4 separate regions of the Homo sapiens genome follow, and all the other regions are linked to region 1. A link is a contact called in ENCODE Hi-C or POLR2A ChIA-PET data. All regions are on one chromosome and are shown on one strand. Each heading gives the region's core, a stretch centred on a gene start or an enhancer-like site at or near the end of the contact. The rest is flanking DNA. Distances are from core to core; before and after follow the strand shown.

Region 1 (5,290 bases), core at 1,088-3,587:
TGCTGGTCCCAGTGGACACCATCCCGATGACGGTGCTGTACTGCATGCCGGAAGTGAAAGTGGAGGTCTAGGACATCAAAGCAGTGGTCCCCGGCCAGCGTAGCACTGTAGAAGTTCCCTTCAACCACATCCCGCCGCAGGGAGCCTGCCAGGGGCTGGAGCTAAGTGAGAAAGTGCAGCCTCTAAGAGCCACAGAACGCAGCAGGGTCTGAAAGCAGGGTGTCCTATCTACCAGTCTGCTATCCCATCTCTTGTCCTGATGGGCCTCAGTCACTTGCCTCTGGCAGGAGGAAACCCCCAGTGATACGTTCCCCGAGGGGCATCGCCATGTTCCACACCAGCAGGCAGGAGTCTGGCAATACTTGGTCCATGCGCACAAACACCCGCTCCAGGTTCTCCCGGTAGCTCTCCATTGAGCAGCGACCATATCTGTTGGATAACACACAGGGTGGGCAAGAGCACAAGGGTGGACTGCCTCAGCCGTACTTCCAGCCCCAACCAGTATTCCCCTTTCCCTCGCCCCAACCTGGAGAGATCCCAGAGGCAGGAGTTGATGATCACCAGGTCCGGGGCAGGTCCATATGTCAGCTCTTCCAGAACATCCTCAAGGTACTCGGAGTAAACACGAGTGAGGAAGTAGAAGCGCACAAGGTGGTGGCCAGAGCCCGAGCAGAACTGGCGGACCTCACGATACTGTGTCCCGTTGTGCAGCTCGCCCAGCTGGCCCCCAGCCACCAGCTGGTCCTGTTCAAAGCTCAGCTCCCCCTACCCACCCCCCCCACCCTACTGGTCAGACCCATGCCAGGGAGGAGAACCCTGCCAGGCCAGGGTCTGTGCCCACCCACCACTGACATGGCCACCAAGCTTCCCTCACCTTGGCTTTCAGCTGGGCAGCTGTGAGCAGTGAGTCTTTCTGGAGCAAGAGCACCAGGTCCTTGTACACAGCCCTCTGAACTGGGAGGAGACAGAGATCCCAAGGCTGAGGCAGACCTCAGCCTGCCCCAGCTCCTTCCAAGTCCAGGACCCCATTTTCCCAGGGCTGAGGTGCCCGACACCAGCTCTGTGGTTGACTTAGACGCAGGAGAAAAGATGAGGTTAAAAAGTCCTGGCATTGCCTCTGTTCTGTGTGCCTCCTGGCCAGCAGTATACAGTGACCCAAGATCACCTGGCAGAAATTAAGTCGGCCAAGTCACCCAGGAGACACACTACACAATGCAACGCTTTCGTGATGGAAATTATGGGGAGCTGTCAGGGCGAGAAATGCTGAGCAAGGATGGGCTAAAAAGTGCACAGGTTATTACACCTGTCAGGACTCCTGTGGAAGATGTGTGGGACATAAAAAGAGAAAACCTACTGGACGGAACAGACCAGAAGACAGACAAGAGATGTGAGATGGAAACAAATGGTCCAGACACACTGAACGGGCTGCAAGGTGTGGGACTGGAAGCGTCACCCTAGAAGAGGCACTCACTGGAGTCCCCCAAGATGACCACGAACTTGTTGTGTAGCAGCTGCTGGACTTCCGAGGCCTGGAAGTGGACCATGTCGCTTCGCAGCGGGCGGCGCGGCTCCTCGCTCGACAGACAGAAGACCATGCCGCCACCAGCAACGACAGGCTGCAGGGAGAGGCCACTAAGCAGCGCGATGGTGGGGACTCTGGGCAGGTCAGCCTCAGGGCTAGCCCCTCCGGGGCTGCTCAATGCTAAAGGGAGGAGGTGACGGCAGCAGAGCCATGGTGGCGCCAGCCTTGGTCACACTTGGTACCAGAGGCAGGGGGTCGTCCAGCCAGCAGGCCTCCAGGGCACTGGGGAGCTTCCCGCGCGGCGCCGCCCTGCGCCTCGCCACGTGCCCGCCGCCGTCCCGCGCATGCGCGCACCCGCTCGCGCCAATTACCAAGTCCCGGGGCTCCGCGGTGTTCACCCGCGACCCGGGTATGCCTGCGCACCGCGCGCCTGGCCCGCAGCGGGCTCCTAGCCAAGCCTCATGTTCCCGCGCCCCAGTCGGCCAGTCGGTTCTGCAAAGCTCCCGCCCCGCAGAGACCGTGGGTCCAGGTTAGCCGTCGGTGCACAGCCCAGCGCCCAGCGCTCTCCATGCGAGCGTCGCTGTGGCCCCGACGGCGCCTCAGGCCTCGGCGCCTCGGGCTGCGACGCTCACAGCTTCCACTTCCGTTCACCCATGTCCCGCCCTGAGCGACCCCCAGTGCCCGAAGGGAAAGCAAGGCGATGGAGGTGGCCGCCACAGGGCGCAGGAGCCAGGGCTGGGCCCACTTGGCGGGCGCGAAGCCCAGGTACGGGCTGGGGTCTCGGGGCGGCAGCCAAGTGAGGCTGCCCACAGTGGTGATGGCCGCGGCGGCGGCCTCGCCACGTGACCCGGACGGGCGGAAGCGGAAGTGCCGGCCTGGAGCCCGCTCTAGGTGGGTGTCCCCTCGGTGCTTCCCAGCTGCCGTCTGCACCAGCCATGGACTGCTACACGGCGAACTGGAACCCACTCGGGGACTCTGCCTTTTACCGGTGAGCTGCCCCGCCCTCCCGCCCACGGCCTGGCTTACCCTGCTCGCCCGCCGGCTGGAGTCTCCCGGCGGCGTTCGCCCCTGTCACTACTGGCGCTGGGGTCCGCCCCGCGCCGGCTCTCCCCGAGCGTCTGCCACTTAGCGCACAGCCGCCTTTGGGCAGGGAGCCGGGCCTTCCCCTGCTCCAGAAAAGGAAACTGAGGCAAGCACAGTGGTCACCCCGAAGCCCAGGTCTGTTAGCCTCCGGAAAGATGCTCAGATCTCGCTGAGGGAGGCAGCTCGCGGGTGACAGCGAGTGCCCAGTCTCCTGCCGGAAAGTGCTGCTGAAGTCAGACCACAGGGGCGCTCCGAGGGGGGCGGGATCGCACGGCGGGCGGGGTAACAGTGCTGACCAAGGCTGGGAAAAGGGGGCGAGTCGTCCGTGAATCCCGGAACAGCGGAAGTGGGAACCCCTGGGTTAGGGCAGCCCGCCCATGGGAGTTGTAGAGTCCTAAACCACGGATTTTTCTAAAGTGTAAACCCGTTACATCGTTACCCAGATTAGGATTTTCCCATAGCTTCCCTAATAGGAAAAACTACGAACTTCTCGTGGAACGTCTATCTGTAAGGCAGCCCGTTTGTCTCTCCAACCTCATCTACCGCTCTCCTACCCAAATCTTGCGTTCCAGCTGCGCAGAATTACAAGGCCCTAACCAGTCTGCAGTTTCTGTGGATACTGCCATTTCTCTCTTTATCTCACTGAAGAATTTTGCGCATCCTTCAGGACTTAGTAGTTCAAGGGTTCTTTCTGGAACTGTGCCTGATTCTCCCCCAATAGAATCCTGTGGGCCTCACTGGGCCCAGTGCTAGGGTCTTTTAGGTATGGTCTATTTGTATATTTAGGCGACATTTGTATAGGTTTCTTCTGCTAAACCAGGCTCCTTCAGGGCTGAAAGCATTTTTTTTTTTTTTGACAGAGTCTTCCTCTGTTGCCCAGGCTGGAGTGCAGGGGCACTCGGCTCACTGCAACCTCCGCCTCCCGGGTTCAAGGGATTCTCCTGCCTCAGCCTCCCGAGTGGCTGAGACTGCAGGCCCCTGTCACCACGCCCGGCTAATTTTTGTATTTTTTGCTAGAGGTGAGGTTTCACCATGGTGGCCAGGCTGGTCTTGAACTTCTGACCTTAAGCAATCTATCCACCTTGGCCTCCCAAAGTACTGGGATTACAGGCGTGAACCACTGAGCCCGGCCAAAAGCATGTTTCTTGCTTCTCTTTATCACCAGTGCATATTTAGAACAGTGCTTGCTATGTAATAATTGCCCATTAAAGTTTTTTAAAAATATTTTACTGGGCCGAGCTTTGTGGCATGTTCCTATAGTCCCAGGTACTGGAGAGGCTGAGTTAGGAGGATCACTGGAGCCCAGAAGTTTGAGGGTGTAGGGACCGATGTTAGAACCTGTGAATAACCACTGCACTCCAGCCTGGGCAACATAGCATACTCCCTCTGAAAAATTAAAAATATTATTTTAGGCCAGGCGCAGTGGCTCATGCCTGTAATCCCAGCACTTTGGGAGGCCAAGGTGGGTGAATCACCTGAGGCCAGGAGTTTGAGACCAGCCTAACCAACATGGTCAAACCCTGTCTCTACAAAAATTAGCCAGGCATAATGGCAGGTGCTTGTAATCCCAGCTACTTGGGAGGCTGAGGCAGGAGAATCGCTTGAACCTGGGAGGCGGAGGTTGCAGTGAGCCAAGATAGCGTCATTGCATTCTAGTCCAGGCAACAGAGTGAGACTCCGTCTATATATAGATATATCTATCTATATCTATCTATAGATAGATAGATATAGATAGATATATAGATGTATCTATATATATATAGATACATCTAGATGTATCTATATATAGATAGACATATGGATGTATCTATCTATAGATACATATAGATGTATCTATCTATAGATAGACATATAGATGTATCTATCTATAGATAGACATATAGATGTATCTATCTATAGATAGACATATAGATGTATCTATCGATAGATAGATGTATCTATCGATAGATAGATAGATGTATCTATCGATAGATAGATAGATATATGTTATGGATTGCAAGTAAAGATCACAAAGACATTGCATGGGGGTCTTACTTAAATAGAAGACATTTGTTTGTGCTAATGAAACTGTATACCATTCTCACTGACATATTAAAACTTTTAAATGTAATTTTTGGTACCTAATGTGATATACTTCCTAGATGGACAAGTGCCCTGTGGCAGTTTTTAGAGACCTGTTGCATTTGTTGTTTATTTATAATTCTCTCTTAGAAATATGCCTGTGCAATTGGCCGAGCGTGGTGGCTCACGCCTGTAATCCCAGCACTTTGGGAGGCTGAGGCAGGCAGATCACGAGGTCAAGAGTTCGAGATCAGCCTGGCCAACATGATGAAACCCCGTCTCTACTAGAAATACAAAAATTTGCCGGGCGTGGTGGCACACACCTATAATCCCAGCTACTCGGGAAGCTGAGGCAGGAGAATTGCTTGAACCTGGGAGGCGGAGGTTGCGGTGAGCCAAGATCGCACCACTGTACTCCAGCCTGGGCAACAGAGCAAGACTCCATCTTGGGGAAAAAAAAAAAAGAAAAGAAATATGCCTGTGCAGTATGAAAAAATTGCAAAAACTTCATTAAAAATCCATAAATGCAGTAGGAAATGATTTCAACTTGTTTCTGTGGAGAAGGAATTTCAGCTGACCAAGGTAGCCATGTCATTTAGTATTTACACACCAGCTAGTTGATAC
Region 2 (5,290 bases), core at 2,561-5,060, 370 kb after region 1:
GAGACCCTGTCTCAGAAAATAAAAATAAATAAAAATAAATTCAGGACCAATGAACAATGGTGAGAAAGGGATTTGAAAAAATACGGGCCAGATGAGGTGGCTCTCCCCTGTAATCCTAGCACTTTGGGAGGCCGAGGTGGGCGGATCACTTCAGGTCAAGTGTTCAAAACCAGCCTAGCTGACGTGATGAAATCCTGTCTCTACTAAAAATACAAACAATGAGTGGGGCGTGGTGGCACATGCCTGTAATCCCAGCTACTCGGGAGGCTGAGGCAGGAGAATCACTTGAACCCAGGGGGCGGACGTTGCAGTGAGCCAAGATTGCACCACTGCACACCAGCCTGAGCGACAGAGCAAGACTCTGTCTCAAAAAAAAAAAAAAAAGAAAGAAAGAAAGAAAAAGAAAAAGAAAAAATATGGGCTGGGCGAGGTGGCTCACACCTGTAATCCCAGCACTTTGGGAGGCTGAGGTGGGTGGATCACCTGAACTCAGGAGTTTGAGACCAGCCTGACAAACACAGTGAAACCCTGTCTCTACTAAAAATACAAAATTAGCTTGGCGTGGTGGTGGGTGCCTGTAATCCCAGCTACTTGGGAGGCTGAGGCAGGAGAATCTCTCGAAGCCGGGAGGCAGAGGTTGCAGTGAGCCGAGATCACACTATTGCACTCCAGCCTGGGCAACAGAGTGAGACTCAGTCTCAAAAAAAAAAAAAAAAAAAAAAAAGCTGGGCACCGTGGCTCACGCCTACAATCCCAACCAACACTTTGGGAGGTCGAGGTGGGTGGATCACCTGAGGTCGGGAATTTGAGACCAGCCTGACCAACATGGAGAAACCCCATCTCTACTAAAAATACAAAATTAGCCGGGTGTGGTGGCTCATGCCCATAATCCCAGCACTTCGGGAGGCTGAGGCAGGCGGATCACGAGGTCAGGAGATCAAAACCATCCTGGCTAACACGGTGAAACCCCGTCTCTACTAAAAATACAAAAAAATTAGCCAGGCGTGGTGGTGGGCGCCTGTAGTCCCAGCTACTTGGGAGGCTGAGGCAGGAGAATGGTGGGGACCCGGGAGGCGGAGCTTGCAGTGAGCTGAGATCGCGCCACTGCACTCCAGCCTGGGCGACAGAGTGAGACTGTCTCAAAAAAAAAAAAAAAAGAAGAAGAAAGATACAAAAATTAACCAGGCATGGTGGTGCATGCCTGGAGTCCCAGCTACTCAGGAGGCTGAGGTGGGAGAACTGCTCGAACCCAATATGCAGAGGTTGCAGTGAGCCGGGACCACACCACTGTACTTCAGCCTGGGCAACAGAGCAAGACTCCATCTCAAAAAAAATAAATAAATAAAAGAATGAAAAAGAAAGTTATCTATGGACTTGTAATTATAGATGTCAGTTGTGATCTTTTTGTTTGTTGGTTTTTTGAGACAGGGTCTCACTCACATCACCCAGGCTAGAGTACAGTGGCACTCTTGGCTCACTGCAGCCTCGACTTCCCAGGCTCAGGTGATCCTCCCACCTCAGCCTCCTAAACAGCTGTGACTACAGGTGTGTGCCCCCAAGCCCAACTAATTTTTTGTATTTTTTGTAGAGACTGGGTTTCACCATGTTGTCTAGGCTTGTCTTGAACTCCTGGGATCAAGTGATCCACTGTGCCCAAGCTAGTTATCTTACATTACAGAACACCTACTATGTACCAGGAGCTGGGATTTAAGAATGAGAGGTGAGGCTGGGCACCGTGGCTCAAGCCTGTAATCTCAGCACTTTGGGAGGCTGAGGTGGAGGGATCTCCTGAGGTCAGGAGTTTGAGACCAGCCTGGTCAATATGGTGAAACCCCACCTCTACTAAAAGTACAAAAATTCACTGGGTGTGGTGGTGCATGTCTGTAATCCCAGCTACTCAGGAGGCTGAGGCAGGAGAATCCCTTGAACCCGGGAGTCGGAGGTTGAAGTGAGCCGAGATCGTGCCACTGCACTCAAGCCTGGGCGACAAGAGCAAGACTCCATCTCAAAACAACAACAACAACAACAACAAAACACAGTGGCTGATGCCTGTAATCCCAGCACTTAGGGAGGCCGAGGTGGGCATATCACGACGTCAGGAGTTCGAGACCAGCCTGGCCAACATGGTGAAACCCCGTCTCTACTAAAAATGCAGAAATTAGCTGGGCGTCGTGGGGGGTGCTTGTAGTCCCAGCTACTCAGGAGGCTGAGGCAGGAGAATCGCTTCAACCCAGGAGACAGAGGTTGCAGTGAGCCAAGATCATGCCATTGCACTCCAGGCCAGGTGACTAGAGCAAGACTCCGTCTCAAAAAAAAAAAAAAAAAAGAAAAAGAGAGGTGAGCAAAAACAGATATGGTTTTTACCATTAGGATTTTTAGAAGAGAAAACAGAATCACACAAATGAATATCTATTTGCAGTGCAGAGGTCAGTGCTATGCAAGCAGATGAAAGGGAGCTCAGGGAAGGTTTTCCTGAGCTGGGGCTTGAGCTGGCTAAGATCCAAGAAAGGCATCCATGTAAGGTGGGCTGTTTTTCTTCTTTTCAGGCTCCTCGGGGTAACTGATGTCCCCCAAGCCCTCCTCTGCCCCCAAATCCCCATGGCCACTCCTCTAGGGACTCTGCATAATGGTTAGTGTTTCTACTTCAATAAAAGAAAACAGGTCACCACCCAAAGCAGTGGTTCCCACACATTTTTTTTCTTTTTCAGACGCAGTTTTGCTCTTGTTGCCCAGGCTGGAGTCCGATGGCACGATCTCCGCTCACTGCAACCCCCACCTCCCGAATTCAGGCGATTCTCCTGAATCCTGAATTCTCTGAACTGGGATTACAGGCATGCACCACCATGCCCAGCTAATTTTGTACTTTTTGGTAGAGATGGGGTTTCTCCATGTTGGTCAGGCTGGTTTCAAACTCCTGACCTCGGGTGATCCACTCGCCTCAGCCTCCCAAAGTGCTGGGATTACAGGCGTGAGCCACCGGGCTTTCCCACACTTTGATGAGCATCAGAATGGCCTGAGGAGCTTGGTAAGAACTCAGACTCCCTCCCTTTCTTGTCCATGGGCAGAAGTGGCCATTCAAGAGGTACTGACACAGGGGTCCAGGCGGGGGGCAGAGGGCTGAGTCTCTGGAGGAGGGAGGTCAGATGACTTGCTGCAAAGAGAGTATCAGCAGAGGTTCAGCAGACCCACCTTTGAGAGGGCACTTCCTACTTTCTGTTGTGTTTGGAATGCAAAGATCTGGCTGAAACGGTGGCCACGGAGAAGGGGTGATAGATTTGAGAGGCTGGAGGGATGAGGAAGTGAGGAACTCTACATACTGAGCTCTCAAGCCTAGGAGTGAAAACGGGTGAGAAGTTTGGGCTTGTTTTAGGCTATGCCGAGTTTAAGTTCACAGTCGAGTGGATCATAGCTGGCGGGTAAGGCTGAAGGTGAGATCAGGATGAGGGTTTGGAAGCCCTTGCCTAGAAGGAGGCAGTTTTTTGAGACAGCATAGGAGAGCGCAAACCTCCAGGGTCACAGGGCTGCAGTCTTCTCCTTTCGGAGACCCCATTGCAGAGAAGAGCGAAAGCAGGGGCGGGGTGGGGGTGGGAGTGGTCTCTTCCGGTTCTTGAAGATAGCGTCCCTTAGGCAGGAGGGGTGGGTCACTCAGTCTCCAGGCTCGGGAGGCCCCCAGCAAATCGGACGCTGTGGGCTAGGCCGCCACCGCGAGCCCACTCGCCCGATACGCGCCTTGGGGTCCGGGTCGGCTTTCCCCGGGACCCCTGGCCGGAAACTGAGCCGTTCACTTCCGCCACCAGCCGGAAGTTTTCTGTCACTGGACGCCAAGGAGTTTTCGGTGGCTCAGCTGGGTAACCGGGGATCACCATGGCGGCCTCATTGGTGGGGAAGAAGATCGTGTTTGTAACGGGGAACGCCAAGAAGCTGGAGGAGGTGCCGGGAGGGTGTTGGGGGCTAACTGGGAGGCGGCTGGGAATAGGGCGGAGAAGGGGCTTCCGGGAGGAGGGAAGCACGTGGGAGGAGGCATGGAGAGAGAACAGAATTCAGCCCGGAAGAATGGGTCCTGACCCGGCTGTGTGGAAAAGCTGGGGCGCAAGAAGGGAGTGGCTGCAGAATCGGGGCGCCCCGGGGTTGGCGAGGGAACGAGGGTCTCGACAGATCCCGACACAGGGCTTGTGTGGTCAGCGACTGCGGGACCCGGAGGAGTAGCGGGGCTCTTAACAACCGCCCCGAAGGTCACCTATTGAAGTAGACCCCAACCCAGTGTCCCGACACTCTTCTGGGACTTATCCACATCCCGCTGCTGGGCCAGGGCTAGCAGGACCCAGAGAGGGCGTGGGACGGAGTTCCACACTGAGCAGTCCGTGCCTCACCACCGTCCTGAAATGTTCTAACCTCTTTTCGCGTGTGTGAAATGGGGATGATGCAGGACATTTGCTTCACAGCGCTATAGAGAGGAGGAGTAAAGGAGGCAGTGGATCTAAAGTTTCTGTTTGCAGGGACTTTGTGGCTAGCAAGTAACAGAAACACACAGGGAGCTCATGTAAGCCACCAGATGACTCCTGTGGGAATATAGTGTTATCGTGTCCCACAGGACCTGAAGTTCTCTCAAGAAGCTGACTTGTCCTTGTTCTCTCTGGATGCTGATCCCTATTCCTGTTCATATCTTTCCCCTTTCTTCCCTGCTGGGGGATGGAACAATGAGGCTTCTACCAGATATCAGCTCCGACTGGCTTTGCTTGAATCAAGAGTTTGCCCCTGTTCAATCAGCCATAGCCATGGAGTGGGGGTCATGTGTGGGGGATCAGGATGACACCCACTGGATATGTCTGAGGCAGACCAGTGGGGTGTAATCACTAGGGACACCTACATTTGCCTGTAGTGTAGGGAGGGACTGATGTCACTTTGGTGCCAGGACTGAGTGGCCTTCTCAGGAACCAGAGCCTTTTGCCGAAAAAAGGTTTGGGATCCTGAGGCCAGACCAGTCAGGCAGTCCACCCTGAACAGAGCCCATGCAGGACAGTGGGCATGAGACCCCAAACCTCTGGCTGAGAATATTGCCCTCACTTAAAGAAGGAGCTGGAACCCGAGTGCAGTGCCTCACGCCTGTAATCCCAGCACTTTGGGAGGCTGAGGTGGGCAGAACATCTGAGGTCAGGAGTTCAAGACCAGCCTGGCCAACATCATGAAACTTCATCTCTACTAAAAATACAAAAATTAACTGGGCATGGTGACACGTGCCTGTAGTCCCAGCTACTCGGGAGGCTGAGACAGGAGAATCGCTTGAACCTAG
Region 3 (5,290 bases), core at 1,411-3,910, 330 kb before region 1:
ACACCAGTTAGAATGGCGATCATTAAAAAGTCAGGAAACAACAGGTGCTGGAGAGGATGTGGAGAAATAGGAACACTTTTACACTGTTGGTGGGACTGTAAACTAGTTCAACCATTGTAGAAGTCAGTGTGGCGATTCCTCAGGGATCTAGAACTAGAAATACCATTTGACCCAGCCATCCCATTACTGGGTATATACCCAAAGGATTATAAATCATGCTGCTATAAAGACACATGCACACGTATGTTTATTGCGGCACTATTCACAATAGCAAAGACTTGGAACCAACCCAAATGTCCAACAATGATAGACTGGATTAAGAAAATGTGGCACATGTACACCACGGAATACTATGCAGCCATAAAAAATGATGAGTTCATGTCCTTTGTAGGGACATGGATGAAGCTGGAAAATATCATTCTCAGCAAACTATCACAAGGACAAAAAACCAAACACCACATGTTCTCACTCATAGGTGGGAATTGAACAATGAGAACACATGGACACAGGAAGGGGAACATCACACCCCGGGGCCTGTTGTGGGGTGAGGGGAGCGGGGAGGGATAGCATTTGGAGATATACCTAATGTTAAATGATGAGTTACTGGGTGCAGCACACCAACATGGAACATGTATACATACGTAACTAACCTGCACGTTGCGCACATGTACCCTAGAACTTAAAGTATAATAAAAAAAAAAAGATAAAAAAATAAAATGAGTGGGCCAGCCGGGAGCGGTGGCTCATGCCTGTAATCCCAGCACTTTGGGAGGCCCGGGGCAGGCAGATCACCTGAGGTCAGGAGTTCGAGACCAGCCTGACCAACATGGAGAAACCCCGTGTCTACTAAAAATACAAAATTAGCTGGGCATGGTGGCGCACACCTGTAATCCCAGCTACTCGGGATGCTGAGACAGAAGAATCGCTTGAACCCGGGAGGTGGAGGTTGCGGTGAGCCGAGATCGCGCCACTGCACTCCAGCCTGGGCAACAAGAGTGAAACTGTGTCTCAAAAAAAAAAAAAAAAAAAAGAGCAGGCCTCCTTTTCCTTTAACAAAATAAGCCTCAGATCTGTCAGAGAAGAGAATAATGTAAACAGCTTCTAGGGGACAGAACCATGTGGGGACATCAGAATACAGTCTGCCCTGACAAGCTGCTATTACATATTTATCCCTTTAATGCCTATGGGCCTCAAATTATAATACTATTAGTAATAGTTAACACTTACTAAACTCTTACTGTATACCAGAGGCAATTCCAGACACCATGCAAGTTTTACCTCCCCAAAGCTCCATGAGTTCTACACCTTCCTCAAATTGACAATGCTAGAAAGTGCCTAGATTTGAAGTCTAGCTGTGGAGCGCCACACGCTTAGCCAGCTGGGCCAGTAATGATGTCAGCAATGGCCAATCCCTGTGGGGTCTGACAATTCTCAAAGTGTATCCACACATAGGGTTGAGGGGATGTAGATGAAACAAAATTGGCCATGAGTTAACAAATGTGGAATCTGGTGACAGGTCCGTGGCAGTTCACTGAATAGCTCTACTAGGTAGGTTTAAAATTTGTCCCTACGAAAAAATTAAAAATAAAATTAAACGCCTGATATCCAGAACTCACCATATGCCGGAAGTGATTTGGATTGTTAACTAGAAGCCGTCAGAGTTCCCCACCAGACCTAACCCTTCACAGCCCCAAACCAGATGTTTGGCCCTAACATGTGAGGGAAAAGCAGTCCAGGAAAGGAGTCAGCCAGACGGGCCACCCAGATGACGACCAAACCCAGGAACTTTGCCACAAAGCACAGGGGGCACCTCCCACATGACACACCTTGAGACAACAGGTCCCAGAGAAAAGACCTGCCCCCATTCAAAAGAGCTGCCTAGATGCCTGTCAGAGTGATACAGCCCACCACTATCAGAGGACGAAACCTCCCTCACCTCCCTAAAAACCCCAGGGACTCCTGACCCAAGACACTCGCCCAGGCCCTCTCAGGATATTTTGACCACGTCAAGCTCACCTCCACTTCCAACCCCCCAACCCCTAATAAACCAAGGTCCATCAAGCATCAAGGCCTGAGACGGCCTCCCCCTAACCACCCCGGTCACCACTCGGGACATATCCAGCCCCACCCAAAAAACAGAAAAACTCGGTGATGCAGGACTCAAGACGCTCCCCAGCCAAAAACCACCCAGGGATGTGCGGACCTAGCCACGTCCCCACCCCAGCCGCGGGGATGTTGGTCCATTTGGCCCTGGCAGAACTCAACCCCACAGCCCAAATAAACCCCAGGACGCACGACTGGGGCCGCCCTCCGTATTCGAAAACTGGTTGACCCAGAATAATCCCGCCTGGTTCAAGACAGGCATTAGAGTTCTAGGTCACTCTCGTCCCCCCGGGGGGAAAAAAGGTCCGCGGAGGTCCGGGCAAGCAGGGGCTCACCCCATCGCCTCGCCCCAATGAGCACCGCGAGCTGCGCCCTCTCCTCCAAAAACCAAATATCTCCAACCCGCACTCCCCATTGGCCACACTCTACCCCGCGTCCTAACCTACGCTCGGCCTTTCCCGACCCTCCTTTCCCCACGAGAGAGGGCATCCTGGGGCCAAGGAGCCGCGGAGGCCGCGCTCACCAGAGCCAGCGTGCCCGGGATCTCGGCCACCGACCGACGCCAGAACTACAATTCCCAACATCCTCGCAGGCTTCGGCTCCCATTGGCCGCCACAGAGCCACTTCTGGGCCGTGCAACGGTTACTTTTCCAGGACAGTGACCACTGCAGTGACAGCCTCTCCGTCTCTTCTTAAAATACCCATGTTGAAAACAGGTTCTGGCTCCCGAGTGAAGTCTCTGTCCCCTTGGCCCATTCTGCAAAAAAAAGACTACACTCCCCACAAGCCTCTGCGGCAGCTTCCGCAGGCGCTTCCGGAAGCTGGGGTCAACGAGAGAAGTCATTTCCGATTGGCGAATCTAGCGGGAGCAATGCGCTGTCTGTCAGGCGTGTGTTGGGTACAGAGTTTACTGCACCGGACCACCTGAATTCCCTGGGCTGAGGCTCCATAGCACGCGAACTACCTTGCGTGAGCACTATGTAGATTCGACTTCGTGTTGCCTGTGACACACAGGCAGGGCAAAGCCGCCTCCCAGCGTCTCAGTTGAACCCTTACCCTCAACACCAGTGCACTCCTGTGGGTGGCCTGTAGTCACCTTTCTTGTCGAAGTCCTCAAAGTTAGGGACAGACTCTCATCCAGTTTCTGGAGGGTGGAAGCTTCACTCAGGCTGGAGTCTGGCTCTCTGGCCTCTTATCTAAGATCCCGGTTCAGATCTGGGCTACTAGAGCCGGGCGTGGTGGCGCGCGCCTGGGATTCCTGTAACCCCGAGGGAGGCTGAGGCTGAGGCTGGAGGATGGCTTGAGCCCAGGAGTTAAATGTATATATTTTAAAACTAATAATATTTTTAAAACTGGGCTACGCTGGTACCTTCTGCAACACGGCAATTAGGGGTTTGCAGATCAGACCTTCAGCTCATAGGAGGCGCGTTTAAATCTTAATGGCAAATACAAATTGAATTAAATTTTACTTGTTACTGAAGGGGAAATAAACCTGACCTCACGCCCTTGGAGTATTTCCATGAGAAATCTATGTATAAGTGCTCCTTTGATATGTACCTGATACTTTTGAAAGGCTGAATAAGCACCTGCCAACTTTACAAAAGAGGAATGTTTCCCCCAAAGGCCTGATGAGCCATCTCTTTGAAATGTAAACAGTGAAGAAGATAGTGCCCTTATCTCCCTGTCACCTTGGGAGTTTAGCTTAGGTGCCTAGCTCCAAACTCGTAACTGCCCGCTTGTCACAGATAAAAGTTTTATTTTTTCTTTTTGATAAAGGCAATTAACTAGTGTAGATGGCTACTCCAATTACCAGGTGAATTTAGAATGAATTATGAAAAATTGTATAGCAAACAATGTCAAATCCTCTTACAAGGGGGCAAATTACCATTAATTTTGAGGACATGTTTGTAATAGATTGTATCTGCCCAACTAGATAAAAAGTAAGATCTCTTTCTGTCTGGCATCTGATTAGCAGATTGTCTACAATGTGCTTCCCAGTCCAGTTCAATATTATTTGGTAATAAAACTGTTCTCCTTCTTTTCTACGTTTGTGAAGGGGATTTTCTGGGTTAGCAGGAGATTTTGTTTTTATTTTCTCCAACACCTCCTTCCATCTTCTTATTTCTTTTCACCTTCCCAATATCAGCCTTCTGAGGCTTCTCTGTTCTCCAGTACTCAGGAGATAGAGAACATGGCCCCAAGGCCGTTGTGAGCCAGGAGACAGACAAACATTTCTTGATATTCTGTCCTGCCTTTCACAGAAAGGACCAATTCCCTTCTCTTGTCTTGGAGGCTGCCGTGTTAGTACTGGGCAGAATCTGTTACTGAAACACCAGGGGTTGGGTCTAGGTCCTGCTGGTTGCCAGTCAGAAAACCAATCACTGAGACGAGTATTGCAAGGGAAGAAGGCCTTAATTGAGTGCTGCAGCCAAGAAGATGGGAGATCAGTCTCACATCCATCTCCCTGACTGACCAAAATCAGGGGTTTGTATAGCAGGGAAGAAATGTAACTATGTGTGGGAAAACAGAAATTAGGGAGAGGTAAGTTGGAACAGGAAGGAGGTGATTGGTTAGGCAATATGACTGATGAGGAGTGTGGGTTCTCATTGTCCACATGCAATGATTTGGTAAGTTGCAGCTCCTTGATACTATCTGGGAGGCCTGATGTTTGGTTTTCCTGAGAAAGGAACTCAGGACAAATGTGACCTTCTCAAGTTTTAAGACTGGGGGAATCCATTTCTTTTCTTTCCTTTTCCTTTCTTTTTTTTTTTTTGGACAGGGACTTGCTCTGTCATTCAGGCTAGAGTGCGGTGGCATGATCACCGCTCATGTAGCCTCAACCTCCTGGGCTCAAGTGAGTCTTCCACCTCAGCCCCGAGTAGTTGGGACTACAGGCACATGCCACCACACCTGGCAATATTTTTTAATTTTTTGTAGAGATGGGGTTTCACCATGTTGCCCAGGCTGATCTTAAACTCCTAGGCTCAGGTGATTCTCCCACCTCAGCTTCCCAAAGTGCTGGAATTACAGGCATGAGCCACCGCACCTGGCCTGGAAGGACCAATTTCTGTTTATTCAAAGAAACCATAAACATCAATTCTGTGGGACAATTGGGACAGTTTCAAATCCAGCCCTTGATCTGGAGCCCTCCCTCAGCATCCCTCTGTGCTCCATGTGACTGTTATTC
Region 4 (5,290 bases), core at 948-3,447, 330 kb after region 1:
ATGCTTGACTATCAACCCACAGAAGCTCTCTCTGGAGCCTCACTGCCTAAAGAGCTTCTTGTCGTAATTGTAACCTGTCATGGTTAACCCCTTGCAAGCATGCCCTGCCCCTTGTCTCTCCCAAGCTTTGGCTGCTGCAGCTTCTTTCCACAAAATCCCAGCAGATAGCCGGGCGTCGTGGTGCGTGTCTGTAATCCCAGCTACTCGGGAGGCTGAGGCATGAGAATCGCTTGAACCCAGGAGGTGGAGGTTGCAGTGATATTGCGCCACTGCACTCCAGCAGCCTGGGCAACGGAGTGAGATACCCCCTCAAAAAAAAAAAAAAAAAAATCCCAGCAGGACACCGGCAGGACAAGGAAGGGGATGTTTCCCTGGTAAGCAGGAACTGAACTGAGAGGAAAGGTCACGGTCCTGAACTAGTCCAGGTAACTGAGCATGGTCTGCAAAGGCAGCCTCCTGGCATCAGTGCACCACCCTGAGATGACAGCCTGTTGCCTGACTGCCTCGATCTCTGTCACCTCAGCCCTCAGTGCCTGGGGCATTATACACAGTATTAGCGTCATGAGGGGGCCAAACGGACTCTACCTGACAGTTACATGTACAGGTACCTCCAACCCACCCCTCAACCTGTGTCTCTCCCAAAGCTAGGAACACTTGGGGTCTCAGAGGCCCCAACCCCAGCCCATTCTATCTCCTAAAAATCTCTAGCCAGCCCCTCCATCCAGCACCCCTGCTGGGGGCTCCTCAATGGACTTTCTTCTCCTGCACTCCCTCCCCCAGGCAGCTGCCAGGGGATTCCTTCTAAAGGGCAAAGCTGATCTTGCCCCTGCTCTGTCCAAATCCTTCCATGAGCAAGACCAAGTGCAGTAGACAGAGTTCTGGCAGCATCAGCTCCAAGTGTAAATCCCAGCTTGACTGATTAGGGGTGCAACCTCATGCAGGTTATTTCACCTCGGGTTCTCACACCTACATTGCAGGCATTTTAAGAAGTAAATGTATGATGGGTGAAATGCCTGGTATTCCTCTTGGTCCCCAGAACCAGAGCAGAGCTTGCAGCAGGGTCCCCAAGGACTCTCCTGATGCCCCTCCTCTATCTACCCTGACCTGAGCCCCTCTCTACTTCACACACAAGCTCTTGCCAGCTCTCTGTGCCCATCCTACATGCTTCTAGACCAGTTCAAAGGCTGGCCTCAGGACAGCATCCCTGATCTCCACCCCCCAGAGGGGGCATCTTGGAGCACTTGGCTGAGGACACCCCAGGGAGATTTCACTCTGAGGCCTCCCCAGGGCTGGCCTATAGGTTTCCCAGGAGCACAGAGGGCAGAGTCCTGGGGGTCTCTGGGCCCTGCACCAAGGAAATGCAGGGCAAATGCCTGTGGGAATGCTAGTTATGGGCAATGCAAAGAGGCAGTGAATCCGGGCAGGGAGAGCAGGAGGGGTTTCCAGGAAGCAGGACTGAGGGAGGAAAGGGATCTGGGGGCACTGCAGGGCTTTTGGGGTGCAGAGATATCCAGAACTTCTTGGTTGGGATGAGTGAGGGGAGATCCGTCTTCCCTCGGTGGCCTAAGCACTGGCAGCGGAATGGGCCCATCACCTAGCTACTGGCTCTGATGAAGCCAGTGTTTCAGGACTGAGGGGGCCGAGAGCGCCCCCTCCACCCCGAGCACACACACGCGCGCACACACGAGCTTCTGCTGGGGGTGGGAGGGGGGGTCGCCATTCACCAGCAGCCCACGGCCCGCAGAGCCAACTGATAGAGACCCCAGCCACAGGCCACAGGACCTGGGAGTCCCTGCGATGGGGGAAACCCCGCCCGCACCTCCCCAGGCTCCCCACCAACGCGTGTGGCCCCGGGGGGCGGGGCGCAGAGGGAAGAGGTGACATAATCCGAGCCGCACCCCCTCTGGCCGCCACCTCCCCCCAGGCCGGGCGAAGCATCCATGACATCATCCGCCTCCTCTCCGCTCCCCTCCCCCTTGGGACCCTAGCAGCGGGACGCGCCCCCTACCCAGTCCGGGTCAGGTCAGACATGCCGCGCAGTGCAGCAGGCACGGCGGCAGGTCGGAGCCGGGAGGGATGCCACGATGGGCCTGCCTCACTTACTCGCTGCCTCAGGGTCCGGCGCGGGGTCTCCGACACGGGCGCCACCGGCCCCGCTTGCTGGCGCAGCCCGAAGCACGCCCGGCGGGGCGCGCTGCGCGGGCCCGGCTCCGCTCCGCGCCCCTCCTGCTCCCCGCCCGAGCCCCGCCCACCAGCGGCTGCGGCAAACGCGAGCCCGCCCTCCGGCCACGCCCCCCAGGGCAGCCAATGCCCGGGCTGGGGCGGGGTGAGGCGCCTTAACCCCTTCGTCGCTGCGCCCCGCCCGCGCGTGGGACCCCTCAGCCTCACCCTCTCTAGGGCGCAGCAAGTCCGCCGCGAGCCCCTCTGCTCATCGCTCGTTACCCCCCAGGCCCTTGGGCTTGGGCTCAGGCCCAGTCGTTCCTCTGCAACAAATCCAATGGAACCGCGCCCTCCCTGAATCCCACGTCTAGGAAGAGGAGGAGGAGCCCCTCTTGCTTGGGGGAAGGGGCTCCCGACTCGGAGCCCCGAGCCCCATTCCTCTCCCGCGCCAGCTCTTCGGGACGCGGCCTCCCAGCGGACGCCCTGAGACCTTGCAAGTCCGCTAGGGAGGGGTCGGGACGAGCCGTCGCGGGTGGATCCGCCCGGCCGAGCAACGACCCGCCCGGGCGCGAGGACCACGGGCTGTCGTGCGGGAGGCGTCGAGGGGCAGTAAACTCCGTTCGTGACCAAACGGAGACGATTTGAAACTTGCTGCTCACACTGGATCACCGTCTGGAAGGTGCGACGGGGAAAAAATACACATTACACTCCAGCAGGATTGAACGCTTTCACCCTGTGCCCCGCGCCTGGCGTAACGCGTGGCCCCAGACCACACGCTGTAACCCGGGGTGAGAGGGAGTGAGGTGGGACTTCGTACCGGACCCGGAGCGCCGGCCTCGCCCGCGCGGGCAGCGTTCACTGTGGGGAGTGCTCACTCAGCCTAGGGCGGCCCGGGAGGACTGCCGGGAGGAGGGAGTCGGCCTTGAATTGAGGCCTCAGCCTTGAATAGGGTAGGGAGGCAAGCCTAGCCGAGAGTTTAGCACTAGCAAAAGCCTGGAGGCACCAGGGTCTGCCCTAAGAACTGCAGCGCCTCTGCTCTGGCTGGGATTTAACGCATTACGTCTCTGCTGTTTATAGGTGTTGTGTTTGGTCTTACGACTTCGTATTCTATAGTTTTTATTTATTCCTGTTTTCTGAATTTTCCCACATTTGCTTTTATCTTCTATCGTGATTTTCAAGGCAGAAAGTATTTTTAATTCTTCTCGCGGCTGCCTTTAGATTTATCAAATGAAAATAGTTTACATTTCACACATTAGTAAAGTCAGTGACAAATAATTCGTTTTTATATTCCCCCATGAGAAATTTTGTGTGCTTTTCTGCCTCCTACCTGCCGCCCTCACTACTTATATTTGTCCACTTAATCAGGACGACAGACCTAACTTTTGTTTACACTTTTTTTTTAAGCCACAACATTCTTTTTCAATCCTTGTTTTTGGCTTTTGCCAACTCTGTTTAATTGGTTTCAATGTTACTGCCGGTTTTTTGTGCTCTAATTTTTCTATTCCTCATTTGGACCCATCTCTCACATGACTGGTGATTTCAGGGAGGACTCTGGAATGTTGTATTTCCTAAGCCTTTGCCTTAGGTGAGAATGCCTTTATAATGATTTCCTGTTTATAGGATTCTTGAGTCTCAAGCTTTCCCCCTCAAAACTCTTGTCTTTATTTCATTGTCTTCTGGCACTGAAAATGCAAAGCTGGGTTTGTCTGTTTAAGGTCAGCAGTTTGCTTGGTGCTTGCAAGGGTTTTTCTTTACCCTCAAAAGTCAAACATTTTGCCAGTATAAATCAATATGGGCCTTATCTATTAATTTTCCAGAAACAAAAGAGGTCTTCTTTGTAGCTTAGAAAAGTTTTCTTCCTGTCCATTCTGTGAAAAGATTTGGGTTTTTTTCTTTCCTCTCCTCTAAAACTATCACATTGGATCACCAATGTCAAATAAATCTGTTTGTTTTCTCTGCACCCTGGGAGACTATATCAAGTTTTTCTTCACCATTACGGATTTAATTTTCTTCAGAGCCAAGAGTACTGTTTATTTTCTCCAATAAGACATTTGATTCTGCTTGTTTTATTTTTCTTTCAGCCAATTTCCATTCCACCTCTGTCTTGATCTCAACTTAATCTCTCTTTGTAGTCTCCATTCCTATTTCATAGACTAATGTGGTTTTGCATCTTTAAAAGAACACCAGGAAAATAAGAGAATACTATCTATATCTGACTCTGGTCCAATGCATATGAAAACTTTTTTGTTTTTTTGAGACAGAGTCTCACTTAAAATTTACACAAACTCTAGCATAGTGTGTAACTATTGAATGAATAACTAATGCAATCCCCTTCCTTTCTTTCAGAGCAACTATGAACTAGACTTTTTTTTTTTTTTTTTTTTTTTTTTTTTCTGAAATGGAGTCTCCCTCTGGAATGCAATGGTGCAATCTCAGCCCACTGCAACGTTCGCCTCCTGGGTTCAAGCAATTCTCCTGCCTCAGCCTCCTGAGTAGCTGGGATTACAGGCATGTGCCACCACCACGCCGGGCTAATTTTTGTATTTTTAGTAGAGACGGGGTTTCATTATGTTGGTCAGGCTGGTCTCGAACTCCTGACCTTGAGATCCGCCCGCCTCGGCCTCCCAAAGTGCTGAGATTAGACTATTTGTATCTAGGTTCATCAGTTCAGTGAACTAATCAATACTTTGTTTTGTTTTGTTTTGTTGTTGCTTAAGATGATTTGTCACCTGCTGATTAATGATCACACAAGTTGTTTTTTTTTGAGAGAGTCTTGCTCTGTCACCCAGGCTGGAGTGCAGTGGCATGATCTTGGCTCCCTGCAACCTCCGCCTCCCGGGTTTAAGTGCTTCTTTTGCCTCAGTCTCAGTAGCTGGCATTACAGGCGTGCACCATTACACCCAGCTAATTTTTTGTATTTTTAGTAGAGACAGTGTTTCGCCATGTTGGCCAGGCTGGTCTCGAATTCCTGGCCTCAAGTGATCCACCCTCCTCCACCTTCCAAAGTGCTGGGATTACAGAACTGAGCCACCGTGCCCGGCCCTGAAAACCTTGATAAAGGGGCTCATTTTCTGGGAAATAAAATTACAAGGATAACAAAGATATTAAAAACATCATCCAAGAAATATGT

Evidence for each region. Hi-C counts contacts between places; a loop is a spot of excess contacts on that map. ChIA-PET counts read pairs that join two places held with the same protein, here RNA polymerase II (POLR2A). Pooled maps may share reads with other maps.
Region 2: a pooled map shows a loop between it and region 1 (4-fold over the local background). The contact joins the promoter of ITPA here to the promoter of PCED1A in region 1. A Hi-C loop is called at or near these places in 7 of 50 pooled maps. POLR2A ChIA-PET finds 5 or more read pairs at or near these places in 2 of 52 experiments (activated CD8-positive, alpha-beta memory T cell and activated T-cell).
Region 3: a map of CD4-positive, alpha-beta memory T cell shows a loop between it and region 1 (13-fold over the local background). The contact joins the promoter of ZNF343 here to the promoter of PCED1A in region 1. A Hi-C loop is called at or near these places in 2 of 168 maps with a recorded cell type or tissue (CD4-positive, alpha-beta memory T cell and naive thymus-derived CD4-positive, alpha-beta T cell), 1 of 37 single-sample maps with no recorded cell type and 15 of 50 pooled maps. POLR2A ChIA-PET finds 5 or more read pairs at or near these places in 2 of 52 experiments (activated T-cell and naive thymus-derived CD4-positive, alpha-beta T cell).
Region 4: a loop to region 1 is called in a pooled map, with 6 times the contacts of the local background. The contact joins the promoter of LZTS3 here to the promoter of PCED1A in region 1. A Hi-C loop is called at or near these places in 5 of 50 pooled maps. POLR2A ChIA-PET finds 5 or more read pairs at or near these places in 4 of 52 experiments (PC-3, WTC11, activated B cell and 1 more).

The regions. Positions count from the first base shown.
Region 1 is chr20:2,838,318-2,843,607 of GRCh38, forward strand. It overlaps PCED1A (PC-esterase domain containing 1A), which reads right to left and starts at 2,338. Exons shown (of 8, transcript NM_022760.6): 1 at 1,894-2,338; 2 at 1,472-1,616; 3 at 875-954; 4 at 527-765; 5 at 279-429; 6 at 1-161. The coding sequence starts at 1,595. It overlaps VPS16 (VPS16 core subunit of CORVET and HOPS complexes), which reads left to right and starts at 2,428. Exons shown (of 24, transcript NM_022575.4): 1 at 2,428-2,510. The coding sequence starts at 2,458. RefSeq lists enhancers at 1-163, 1,640-2,171, 2,705-3,236.
Region 2 is chr20:3,205,688-3,210,977 of GRCh38, forward strand. It overlaps ITPA (inosine triphosphatase), which reads left to right and starts at 3,811. Exons shown (of 8, transcript NM_033453.4): 1 at 3,811-3,930. The coding sequence starts at 3,865. RefSeq lists enhancers at 3,406-4,054, 3,937-4,006.
Region 3 is chr20:2,506,255-2,511,544 of GRCh38, forward strand. It overlaps ZNF343 (zinc finger protein 343), which reads right to left and starts at 2,661. Exons shown (of 6, transcript NM_024325.6): 1 at 2,627-2,661. RefSeq lists enhancers at 1,926-1,985, 2,636-2,945, 3,487-4,082.
Region 4 is chr20:3,171,352-3,176,641 of GRCh38, forward strand. It overlaps LZTS3 (leucine zipper tumor suppressor family member 3), which reads right to left and starts at 2,198. Exons shown (of 5, transcript NM_001365618.1): 1 at 2,104-2,198. LOC107985414 (a long non-coding RNA gene) reads left to right here and starts at 2,339. Exons shown (of 2, transcript XR_001754477.2): 1 at 2,339-2,839. RefSeq lists a silencer at 2,082-2,421.